Linked DNA regions of Homo sapiens: region 1 is linked to region 2. A link is a contact called in ENCODE Hi-C or POLR2A ChIA-PET data. All regions are on one chromosome and are shown on one strand. The core of a region is the stretch at or near the end of the contact, and the rest is flanking DNA. Distances in the headings are between cores, read along the strand shown. Region 1 holds the start of CCL4L2 (C-C motif chemokine ligand 4 like 2). Region 2 holds the start of CCL16 (C-C motif chemokine ligand 16).

Region 1 (4,875 bases), core at 2,376-4,875, 230 kb after region 2:
ACATTGGGCTGAACAAAAATGTCATAAATAACGAAGTCTGCGTGAATCCAGAGAACATGAAACACATACTGCTTCCCTTAAAGTGAGGTCCTTGATGCATGAAGATGAAACTGCACCAACTAGGAAAGGCCAGGAGAGGTACTAACACATCTGCTATCAGGCAACACGGAACATTACAGCTGGGGGCGAGGGTCTTGGAGAAGATCAGAACATTTGAAGCAAGAGCTGTACAAAGAAAAGGGGGAGAGAACAGATGAGAGAAGTGCAGCTTGTGTGTGCGGGTGGGGAGGGAGGGAGAGTGCTGAGGCAGGATGACCTTGTACTTTATTTAATGACCCTGAAGTACCCCAGGATGCTGCTCCAACCTCTCCTGTGGCTCCCAGATGCTGTGGGTCCCTTTTTTTCTTAACTTGTATTTTAGGTTCAGGGGTACGTGTGCAGGTTTGTTATATAGGTAAGTTGTGTGTTGCGGGGGGTTTGGTGTACAGATTATTTCATCACCCAGGTAATAAGCATAGTACCCAATAGGTAGTTTTTTTTATCCTCACCCTCCTCCCACCCTTCACCCTTAAGTAGGCCCTGGTGCCTGCTGTTCCCTTCTTTGTGTCCATGTGTACTCAATGTTTAGCTTCCACTTATAAGTGAGAACATGCAGTATTTGGTTTTCTGTTCCTGTGTTAGTTCGCTTAAGATAATGGCCTCCAGCTCCATCCATGTTGCTGCAAAGGGCATGATCTTGTTCTTTTTTTTATGACTGAGAAGTATTCCATTATATATATATATATATATATACCAAATTTTTTTTATCCAGTTTACCATCAGTGGGCATTTAGGTTGATTCCATGTCTTTGCTATTGTGAATACTGTTGCGATGAACATACATGTGCACATGTCTTTATGGTAGAATGATTTATATTCCTTTGGGTATATACCCAATAATGGGATTGCTGGGTTGAATGGTAATTCTGTTTTAAGTTCTTTGAGAAATCGCCAAACTGCTTCCCACAATGGCTGAACTAATTTACATTCCCACCAGCAGTGTATAAGTGTTCCTTTTCTCCACAGCCTCACCAACATCTGTTATTTTTTGACTTTTTAAAAATAGCCATCCTGACTGGTTTGAGATGGTATCTCATTGTGGTTTTAATTTGCATTTCTCTAATGATTAGTGGTGCTGAGCATTTTTTGTATGTTTCTTGGCCGCGTGTACGTCTTCTTTTGAAATGTGTCTGTTTATGTTCAATGCCCACGTTTTAACGGAGTTGTTTGTTTTTTGCTTGTACATGTGTTTAAATTCCCTATAGATTCTGGATATTAGACCTTTGTGAGATACATAGTTTGTAAATATTTTCTCCCATTCTGTAGGTTATCTCTTTACTCTGCTGATAATTTCTTTTGCTGTGCAGAAGCTCTTTAGTTTAATTAGATCCCATTTGTCAGTTTTTGGTTTTGTTGTGATTTGTTTTTGGCATCTTCATCATGAAATATCTGCCAGATCCTATGCCCAGAATCATATTGTCTAGGTTATCTTACAGGTATCATATTTTTATAGTTTTATATTTTAGGTTTTACATTTAAGTCTTCAACCCATTGTGAGTTGATTTTTACAGATGGTGTAAGGAAGGGGTCCAGTTTCAATCTTTTGCATACAGCTAGCCAGTTATCCCAGTACCATTTATTGACTGGGAAGTCCTTTCCCTGTTGCTTGTTTTTGTTAACTTTGTCAAAGTTCGGATGGCTGCAGGTATGCAGCATTATTTCTGAGCTCTCTATTTTGTTCTATTGGTCTATGAGTCTGTTTTTGTACCAAAGCCATGCTGTTTTGGTTACTGCAGCCCTGTGGTATAGTTTGAAGTCATGGCTCCCTTTTTTTACTCTTCTTTTTTCTTTCTCAGAGAAGAGCAGGTAACAATGTGGGGTTAAAGGTGAGCAGGTGGGTTAGAGTAGTGGAGCTAAAGGCAGATAGAGGTCTTGATCCAATTATCCTCATTCCCTTCATTTGTCCAACCTTGCACACTCCTGTATGCAGGGCCTTTGTAAGCTTCACCTTCTGTACAGGTGCCCAGCAACTGTCAAACCAGCCAGGGCTTAACATGAGCATGGGCATTCCCTATGGACTGGCTGGGACACACCCACATCCTTAGATTACACATTTTGCCTGTAACATAGATAAACTCATTACTAGGTATATAATTCTGTTTTGTTTTGTTTTGGTTTGTTTTGCTTTGTTTTGTTTTGCTTTGCTTTGTTTTTGGGACAGGGTCTCATTCTGTCAAACAAGCTGGAGTGCAGTGGCACAATCACCACTCACTGCAGCCTGGACTTTCCTGGGCTCAGGTGATCTTCCCACCTGAGCCTACTGAGCAGCTGGGACTACAGGTGTGTATCACCACTCCCAGTCAAGTTTTTTTTTTGTATGTGTGTTTTTTATAGAGACAGTGTTTCACCATGTTCCCCAGGCTGGTCTCAAACTTCTGGGCTCAAGCAATCTGCCTGCCTTGACCTCCCAAAGTGCTGGGATTTCAGGTGTGAGGCCCTGTACCCAGCTCAATTCTGTTTTTATACTAGAAGAACATTCTCTATCTGGGTCTTCCAGACTTGATTCTTACTGGTTAATTTGTCCTGGTCTTTTGCTGGTCCAAGAAAATATCTTGAAATCTTTATTTCTTCTCCGTTCCCTCCTTGTCCTAGGACAGACTAGCCCTATCCCTTCCCTGAATTAAGTCTGAGTATAATCGGTCTTTGAGTGTGGAATAGCTCCTAGCAGTCTATCAGTCAATGGTTTCTCTTTGTGGTCACACTCTATGTTTATTCTGGAGACTACAGCATGGAAAGAAAATGGACTTTGGAGTCAGATGAATCTTGATTCGAATCTTGATTCAAATCTTGGCAGTGCCATTCATCAGCTCTGTGGCATTGAGCGCCATCAGTGGACCACTCTCTGATCCCCAATTGCCTTATCTGTAAAATGAGATTAGACACCCCTGCTCAAGATTATGGTAGGATTATATATAATATGTGTAACACAGCTTTCCCAGTGCCTGGTACAAGGTAAGTGTCCAATAAGAACTTACAAATGTTCCTGAGCCACCCTACTGGGTCCCTCCGCACATCCAATGCTGGACTCTTCATGCCCAAGGAAACATATAGGGCACAAAAGTCAGTGGCACTGAGCTCAGCAGAAGAAGGCACAGGAAGGGGATGGGGGAGTCCTGGTTCCCGCTTTGTTCTTGGGGCCAGGACTGTGGCCAGCCTGGAAAGACTGGCATGAACCCTCCAGCATCTGGGGGTGCCAACCACCAAGAGCAGCACAGTTCTTGTCTACAAGCCACTTGTAGCAGGTGTGAACATTTCATCTTTTCCTCTGGGGTTTGCAACTCTCTCCCCAGTCTCGGTCACTGCTTTTGGCTGTACCACTTCCCTTTTCTTCTCGCCTGCACCTCCCTCATCTTTCCTCTATGATGACATCGCCCTGGGGAAGAGAAGCTGAGAGGAACTCCTCACTCAGCTAGCTTCAGGAGCCATGACATCATCTCTACCATGGAAATTCCACTCACTCTCCTGTGCCCCCACATTTGTCCTAGGCCTCAGAGTCCCTATAAAGAGAGATTCCCAACTCAGTATCAGCACAGGACACAGCTAGGTTCTGAAGCTTCTGAGTTCTGCAGCCTCACCTCTGAGAAAACCTCTTTGCCACCAATACCATGAAGCTCTGCGTGACTGTCCTGTCTCTCCTCGTGCTAGTAGCTGCCTTCTGCTCTCTAGCACTCTCAGCACCAAGTAAGTCTACTTTTGCAGCTGCTATTTCGAGTCAAGGTGTAGGCAGAGTCCTTTTTTCTAGTCATGGCTGGCAAACAGTGGGATCTGGGGATGGGACAAAAGGCAGCTAGGAAGATTGCCATGTAGTCTGCTGCTAAATGTAGAGTCTAGTAGATATTCAGTAACATTCAAGTTCCTATTTTCTTAAGAATTAGCAACCAGCAGAGGAAAACGATGGGCTGGAAGTCAGACTGTTGAATTGGCTCTGCCTTTAATTATTTGTTCAAGCAAGCCCCTGTCCCTCTCTGTGCCTTGGTTTCCCCATCTGTCATATGAAGGGAGTGCGATGTGTTCTGAGACTGAATCCAGTTCCAATCTTCTAGATTTCTTTCTCGTTCTTCTCTGAAGATCCACTATTCAGAATAAGACTCCTGCTCATGTTAGGTGGGAATGGATACAAGGGACCATATTTGGGGTTCTGGTAGCTCCACAGGGATGCTCAATGAAGATGCAAAATTAGAAGTCAAAATAAACAGCTCCCATGGGCAGTGTTGATCTCACCCTGGCCTTTCCTTTCAGTGGGCTCAGACCCTCCCACCGCCTGCTGCTTTTCTTACACCGCGAGGAAGCTTCCTCGCAACTTTGTGGTAGATTACTATGAGACCAGCAGCCTCTGCTCCCAGCCAGCTGTGGTGTGAGTATCAACCCCTGGCTGCCCTGGGAGGCAAGGGTGAGGGCTGGATTTTTAAAGGGGGCCTGTTTTGGGGAGGGGGTGATGAGCGTTGGGGAGGCAGCTCTCAGGGCTGAAGCCTTCCCTGACAGCAGTGAGGTCACAGGTCATGAACTCACTTTTCAAGTGCTGAAGGCGGCTGAGTGGCAGCCGAGACAGAAGGGGGTTCCTGGGGAGGAAGTTATTCAGAGGACAGGGAAGCAGGGGAAGGCAGACAGGTCCCGTGAGATATGGACCAATTCCTTAAACCATGCTAGAAAAACATGTGGAAAAGTCACTACCAGGCTGGCAGGGAATGGGGCAATCTATTCATACTGATTGCAATGCCCACTGGTTCCTAATCTGGGCAACCCCTGGGGCCCACAGCTAAATCCAGTGAGTGGAAG
Region 2 (5,890 bases), core at 3,269-5,768:
GAAAGAGAGCAGGAGAAGGATGTGAAATATATTTTTCTGTGTATTAAGAGTGCACTGGCCGGATGTGGTGGCTCACGCCTGTAATCCCAGCACTTTTGGAAGGCTGAGGCAGGTGGATTGCTTGGGCACACGAGTTTGAGACCAGCCTGGGCAACATGGTAGAATCCCGTCTCTACCAAAAATACAAAAATTAGCCAGGTGTGGTGGCGCAAGCCTGTAGTCCCAGCTACTCGGGAGGCTGGGGTGGGAGGATCACTTGAGCCTGGGAGGTGGAGGTTACAGTGAGCCAAGATCAAGTGAGCCAAGATCACACCACTGCACTCCAGCCTGGGTGACAGAGTAAGACCCTATCTCAAAAAAATAAAAATATAAATATAAAAATAAAAGAGCGTACCTCTGCCCACGTCCCTTAACTTTGGTATTTCCTCCTAAGATTGAGAAAATATTCGAAATACTTCTCCTTTATTTTGATCATTGTTCTGCTTCTCTCAATGTGACTGGCTAGTTTCAGCCTAATAAGGCTTCCCCTGTTTTCATAGGTTTACCCCTCTCTTCTGTAAACAAGGGCTTCCACTAAAGCCTGGTCATCACTGGGAGTTGAGGAGCTGGGGTTGACCATTCTTTGCTGTAATAATTTTAACCGTGGACAAGTTCCTGGTAGGCAGCAAAGGTAGGTTGGGATCCTTGATGTACTCTTGGACCCAGTCGTCATTGGGGTTGGTGCAGACTTCTCGGTTCCTCTTGGTGACGAAGCTGCAGAGGCAGAATTAGACCGTCATGGGCTGCAGACTCGGGCAGGAGTCCGGTGCCCACCCCCACCTCTGGTTCACATGGAGCTCACCTTATGTTCTTTAAAGCTTCCCTGGGCCTGTCCTGGCTGGGTTCCCTCAGACAGCCTCTCTCTCTGGCCTCAGAACCTTACCATCCCTTCTCTCAGTCCCTTCTCCACTCAGCCTAGACCCTCAAGCTTGGGTTTCATAATGAACCACATAGCTAAAAGTGGCAAAATTAGGAATTAATCCCAGGCCCCTGAGAGCCAAAGGCCAAACCCTTAGCCACTGCTCCACTGCTTCTAGCATGGAGACCTCTTGATCCCATGTATCTCATTCCTGCCCCTGGGCTCCCTGTCCCTCTCCACAGAAATATCTAAAAGGACGTGCTTACATGATTGCTGGCAGGTGACAGTTGAGGGCCTTTCTGTATCCCACCACTAGTCTCCTTGGCAACACTTTCTCATAATACTTCAGGCAGCAGGTGGATGGGGTGTTCACCCACTCAGGAACTTCTGAAGGAATCACATTGCAAGCTGAGCCAGGGAAGCAGAGGGGAGACCACAGCTGCCCACCTCTGTCTCCCACCATTTGTGTTTCACTCCTCTGATAGCAAAGCCGTCTGTTAGAGGAGACCAATGATAGCTTGACTGGTAATGAAGTGCATAAGATGAATCCCTTTGGGGGACATACATTTAGAACCCTCAGCCTCTGAGCTGAGTGTCAACTACAAATGACTTAGTTATTCACACTTGCCAAGGAACCGGGAGGAAGCTGGCTCATTCTTTTGTTTATTGGTGACTTGATCGGGCAAACATGTGTTGAGCTAGTATTATATGCTGGGCTCTATGGGGGTAAAAACATGAGGAAGATACAGTCACTACCCTTAAGTAACTTACAGACTAGTCAGGGTTGAAAGAGAAATTGAAAAGTTAAACAAACACTACCACAGAATGTGGTCCAGGATAGAACAGACTTTGGCATAAGGTGCTATGGGAACAGAATGAAGGGCCCCTAACCCATCCTTGGTGGTTGAGGAAGAAGTCTCAAAGCAAGTGAGGCCTGCATTGATTCGTAAAGGATGAGTAGGATTTAGACACACGGCTGGGTGTGGTGGCTCATGCCTGTAATCCCAGCACTTTGGGAGGCCGAGGCGGGCGGATCACCTGAGGTCAGAAGTTTGAGACCAGCCTGGCCAACATGGTGAAACCCCGTCTCTACTAACAAAAATTAGCCAGGCATGGTGGCACATGCCTGTAATCCCAGCTATTCGGGAGGCTGAGGCAGGAGAATCACTTAAACCCGGGAGTCAGAGGTTGCAATGAGCCAAGATTGCGCCACTGCACCCCAGCCTGGGCGAAAGAGTGACTCCATCTCAAAAGAAAAAAAAAAAAGGATTTAGACACACAAAGGACTTGTAGAATCTGGAAGAAAGAAATGCAGGAAAGCCTGAAGGTAGGGGAAGCTCAGTGTGTCTTGGGAGTGCTGGGCAGTTTGGGTGGCTGGCATGCAAGGTAGGAAGAAATGAATGGGCAGAGATGAAACTGGAGAGAGGAGGAGGGTCTGGTCACATACCTGCTGAGCTACTGAGGAATTTGGACTCTATCTTAGAGGTATTGGAGAGGCGGAGGTTAGGGGGAAGGGTGAGAGAGTAGAGCCTTTAGAGACAGAAGTTAGAGCAGGAGGAAAAAGTATATGATTTAGGCTTTGGGGTCAGACAGCTTGGGTTGGAATTTTGACTTGATTTGAATTTTGACTTGAATCATGGGCAAATTTCTTAATCTCCCTAGGTTTCAGTTTCCTCATCTATTAAGTGGGGGTAAATGATACTTACTTGTATCCTAGGATCATGGTTAGAATTCGGTGAGAAAATGATTGGAAAGCCCTTAACTCAGAGCCTGGCACACAGAAAGGCTCAATCAGTGCTTATTATAATTAAGAGCCAATGGTAGTAATGACTGCTCTTCTTGCCTTGGAAATGGCGCTTCCCCCCATCTCTTTGATGTATGCAGGATACTGGACTTGATTGGTTATTGTCACTGTGTTTCCTTTGAGCTGTCCTGACTACCCATCAATTGGGGATACTACACAAGAGGTCAGTCCAGAGATCTCTCCCAGCCCCCAAACCTTCAGAGTGCAAATCTTTTTGTAGCTTGACCCCTTTGCCTCCAGTGAGTGGCAAAGCTTGGGACATCTTGAGAGCACCATCTTGCTGATCCATGCTTTGGGTGGGCCATTTTCTCTTTCTTGAAGCCTGAACCCACTGCACTGGCCTGATTGACTCTCCCAAAGAGCACTGTTCCCCCCTCCCACACAGTCCCTCTGTAAGTGATGCTCATATCACTGGTTCTCAAAGCAAAGTTTACAAAGACCAGGGTCATCCTGAGAGTATGTGGGCAGATTACATGGTGCACTTGACCCTTGCTCCTTTGTGTTTACACAGGCAGAGTCAGGCCAGACTACATGCCAGGGTGACCTTAAGAGAGAAAAGAGGCCAGGCATGGTGGCTCATACCTGTAATCCTAGCACTTTGGGAGGCCGAGGTGGGCAGATCACGAGGTCAGGAGTTTGAGACCAGCCTGACCAACATGGTGAAACCCCGTCTCTACTAAAAATACAAAAATTAGCTGGGCGTGGTGGTGTGTGCCTGTGATCCCAGCTACTCAGGAGGCTGAGGCAGGAGAATCACTTGAACTCGGGAGGCGGAGGTTGTGGTGAGCCGAGATCGCGACACTGCGCTCCAACCTGGGCAACAAGAGCGAAACTCCATCACAAACAAAACAAAACAAAACAAAACACAACAAGCAAACAAACAAAAAAACAAAAGCGAAAAGAATGGCTGGGGCAGCCTAGGGCAGGTACACGTCTTTGTCCTCCCCACCCCCGTCACCAGGTCCTCGTAAACAATGATAGAGGGAGGAGATACGGAGGGGCAAAACAAACCCCCTCCTCCATAGGCCCCAATTCTCCCTTTCCCCACAGCTCCAAAACCTTTCAACCCCTTTCCTCTTTTCTGCAGATTTTATTTAGTCATAGGCTGGGGGATGGAGAAGGGGACCATAGATTCCCAAGCAGCCATTCCACTGGGACTCATTTTGGTTGTCTGATAGTCCCAGCAACCTGTGCCAGCCATGTTGAGGAAGGGCTCTCTCGGTTCAGACTCCCAATTCCTGGACTTAGACCCACATGATTGTTTGAACCTTCCTTCCTCTCGCCACTCATTCTTCCAGGGCACCTGCCACTTTTCTTTCTCATCCGCGTGCCTCCCCCTCCCTTTCATTGCATGCACTTCTTGTTGCATTTTCTGCTGCTTTCTTGGCCTCTCCTCCTGAATGATCATTCCTGCTCACCACGCTTGGGACTCCTGAGGAAATGGTGACCCAGTTTCCTGGAACTACTTACCCCAGAAAGATCCGGACCAACCCCAGCTCTACTTACAAAGGGGAGAATTGGAGGTCAGAAGCTATGCATGAAGGTGGGGAGAGCCCACAGGGTCTTATGAGGCCAGAGACCCGACAGCGCCCTTGGCACTACCTCCCTGCCAGCTGCTCCATCCCCCTTTCTCGTTCCTGCCCTACAGAGACAAGTGGACTCACTTGGCTGGCTGCGAGAAGCCGAAGTAATGATAAGGATGAGGACAAGGAGAGACAGGGCAGCCTCGGAGACCTTCATCCTCTCAGCGAGGCAGTACAGCTTCAGGGAGAGCCGAATGAAGATGTTGTCTGTTGCTGGTGGTCCGCTTGCCAACTACTCAGCTCTCTGGACCTTGACCGCATCAGAGCCGGTAGAGGAGGAGAAACAACAGGCCTCAGTGTTTGCTGAAACAGAGGGCAGCAGAGGATGGGACTTGGTGCAGAGCTGAATTCAGTAGAATCTGAATTCACGTGAAGAAATGGGCGAATGTGTGTCAGCTACCTTACATGCCCTATCTTATATAATCCTTAAAATAGTGAATAGCGATTATTACTTCCCTGGGACTACTGAGGCCTAGAGGCTAAATAAATTGTCCAAGGTCACCTGGGTGGATAGGCGGATGAAAAACCAGATCTGTTTGATTTCACCATGTTACCTGCCACCATCTGTATGTTGGGGAAGGGCAGGCAGGGTTGAACCACCCCAGCTTCCCCCAGGTGATCAGTCTTGGGGAGATGAGCACAAAGCAGGATTACAGAGCCCAGACTGAGGCAAAGGTAGGGCTTAGTTGCCTCTGAGAAGGAAATGCCCTCTCCCAGTCCAAGGCCACATGATTGAGCTCACACTCTTTCCTGTCACAGTGTATGCTAATACTCCAAAAAAAAAAAAAAACAATGTGCCTGATCCTTGGGTCCCCATTTGTTGCTGGACCGTTTGACTTATTTGTCAATGTTTTTATTTATCTCTTTGGACCTCGGACTTTGGACTGATTTTTAGGTGTAGCCAGCTCGCTGATCCCTCCTGGGTGCCCCCATGGCCAACCATGACCAGCAGGGGACCCTCCAACTCTGTGCACCTGACAACCTGCGTCTGTGCTCCAGGACTCCAGCTTCTGCCCCTCTGGCCTGGGCTCTGGCTGGACCTGTCCCACAGCTTCCTCTCTCTTCAGGTGCCTCAGGACCCTTTTCCATGTTGAAAGCTGCATTTAGAGAAGAGATCAAAGATATAAGGGATTTTGCTGTTGATGGACAGCAAGCTTTAGAGGCATAGGTGATGTGTTTCAGGTGTTGAGGGCAGTGGGAGGCAGGGGCAGAAACAGGGACTGTGCAGATCCTTATGGGGCTTTCTGCTTGGCATGACTGCTCATAGATAGGTAAACCGTATAATGCAGTTACTCCTGGTGGGTTCAAGGCTTCACCTGGTGGTGAAGCTGTGGCTTTTTGTGAGGGCAGGGAGGGTACGTATGTGGGGCATCCTCTTGACCTCTGTTTATGGAGGTGACAAGGCCTGAGAAGCCTGGTTGTGACTTTGGCATGCAGGCCCCCATATGGCCCTTAATGTGGCCCACAAGCCCTTCCTTATCTGTGGAAGGCTGGAGGCCAGGAAAGGGTGGTCATAATCCCTACTCTGGGCAAGCTCTTATTCCAAGTACACAGAGCTCCTCCTTGGGCCCTGAAGATAGGTTTGAGAGCTTATTCTTGGAGCAT

What was found. Hi-C counts contacts between places; a loop is a spot of excess contacts on that map. ChIA-PET counts read pairs that join two places held with the same protein, here RNA polymerase II (POLR2A). Pooled maps may share reads with other maps.
Region 1: a loop to region 2 is called in a map of GM11168, with 3 times the contacts of the local background. The contact joins the promoter of CCL4L2 here to the promoter of CCL16 in region 2. A Hi-C loop is called at or near these places in 2 of 168 maps with a recorded cell type or tissue (GM11168 and transverse colon), 2 of 37 single-sample maps with no recorded cell type and 6 of 50 pooled maps. POLR2A ChIA-PET finds 5 or more read pairs at or near these places in 1 of 52 experiments (activated B cell).

The regions. Positions count from the first base shown.
Region 1 is chr17:36,207,438-36,212,312 of GRCh38, forward strand. It overlaps CCL4L2 (C-C motif chemokine ligand 4 like 2), which reads left to right and starts at 3,626. Exons shown (of 3, transcript NM_001291468.2): 1 at 3,626-3,780; 2 at 4,339-4,453. The coding sequence starts at 3,705.
Region 2 is chr17:35,976,979-35,982,868 of GRCh38, forward strand. CCL16 (C-C motif chemokine ligand 16) reads right to left here and starts at 4,519. Exons shown (of 3, transcript NM_004590.4): 1 at 4,367-4,519; 2 at 1,165-1,285; 3 at 1-753. The coding sequence starts at 4,442. The coding sequence ends at 588. RefSeq lists an enhancer at 5,034-5,329 and a silencer at 5,034-5,329.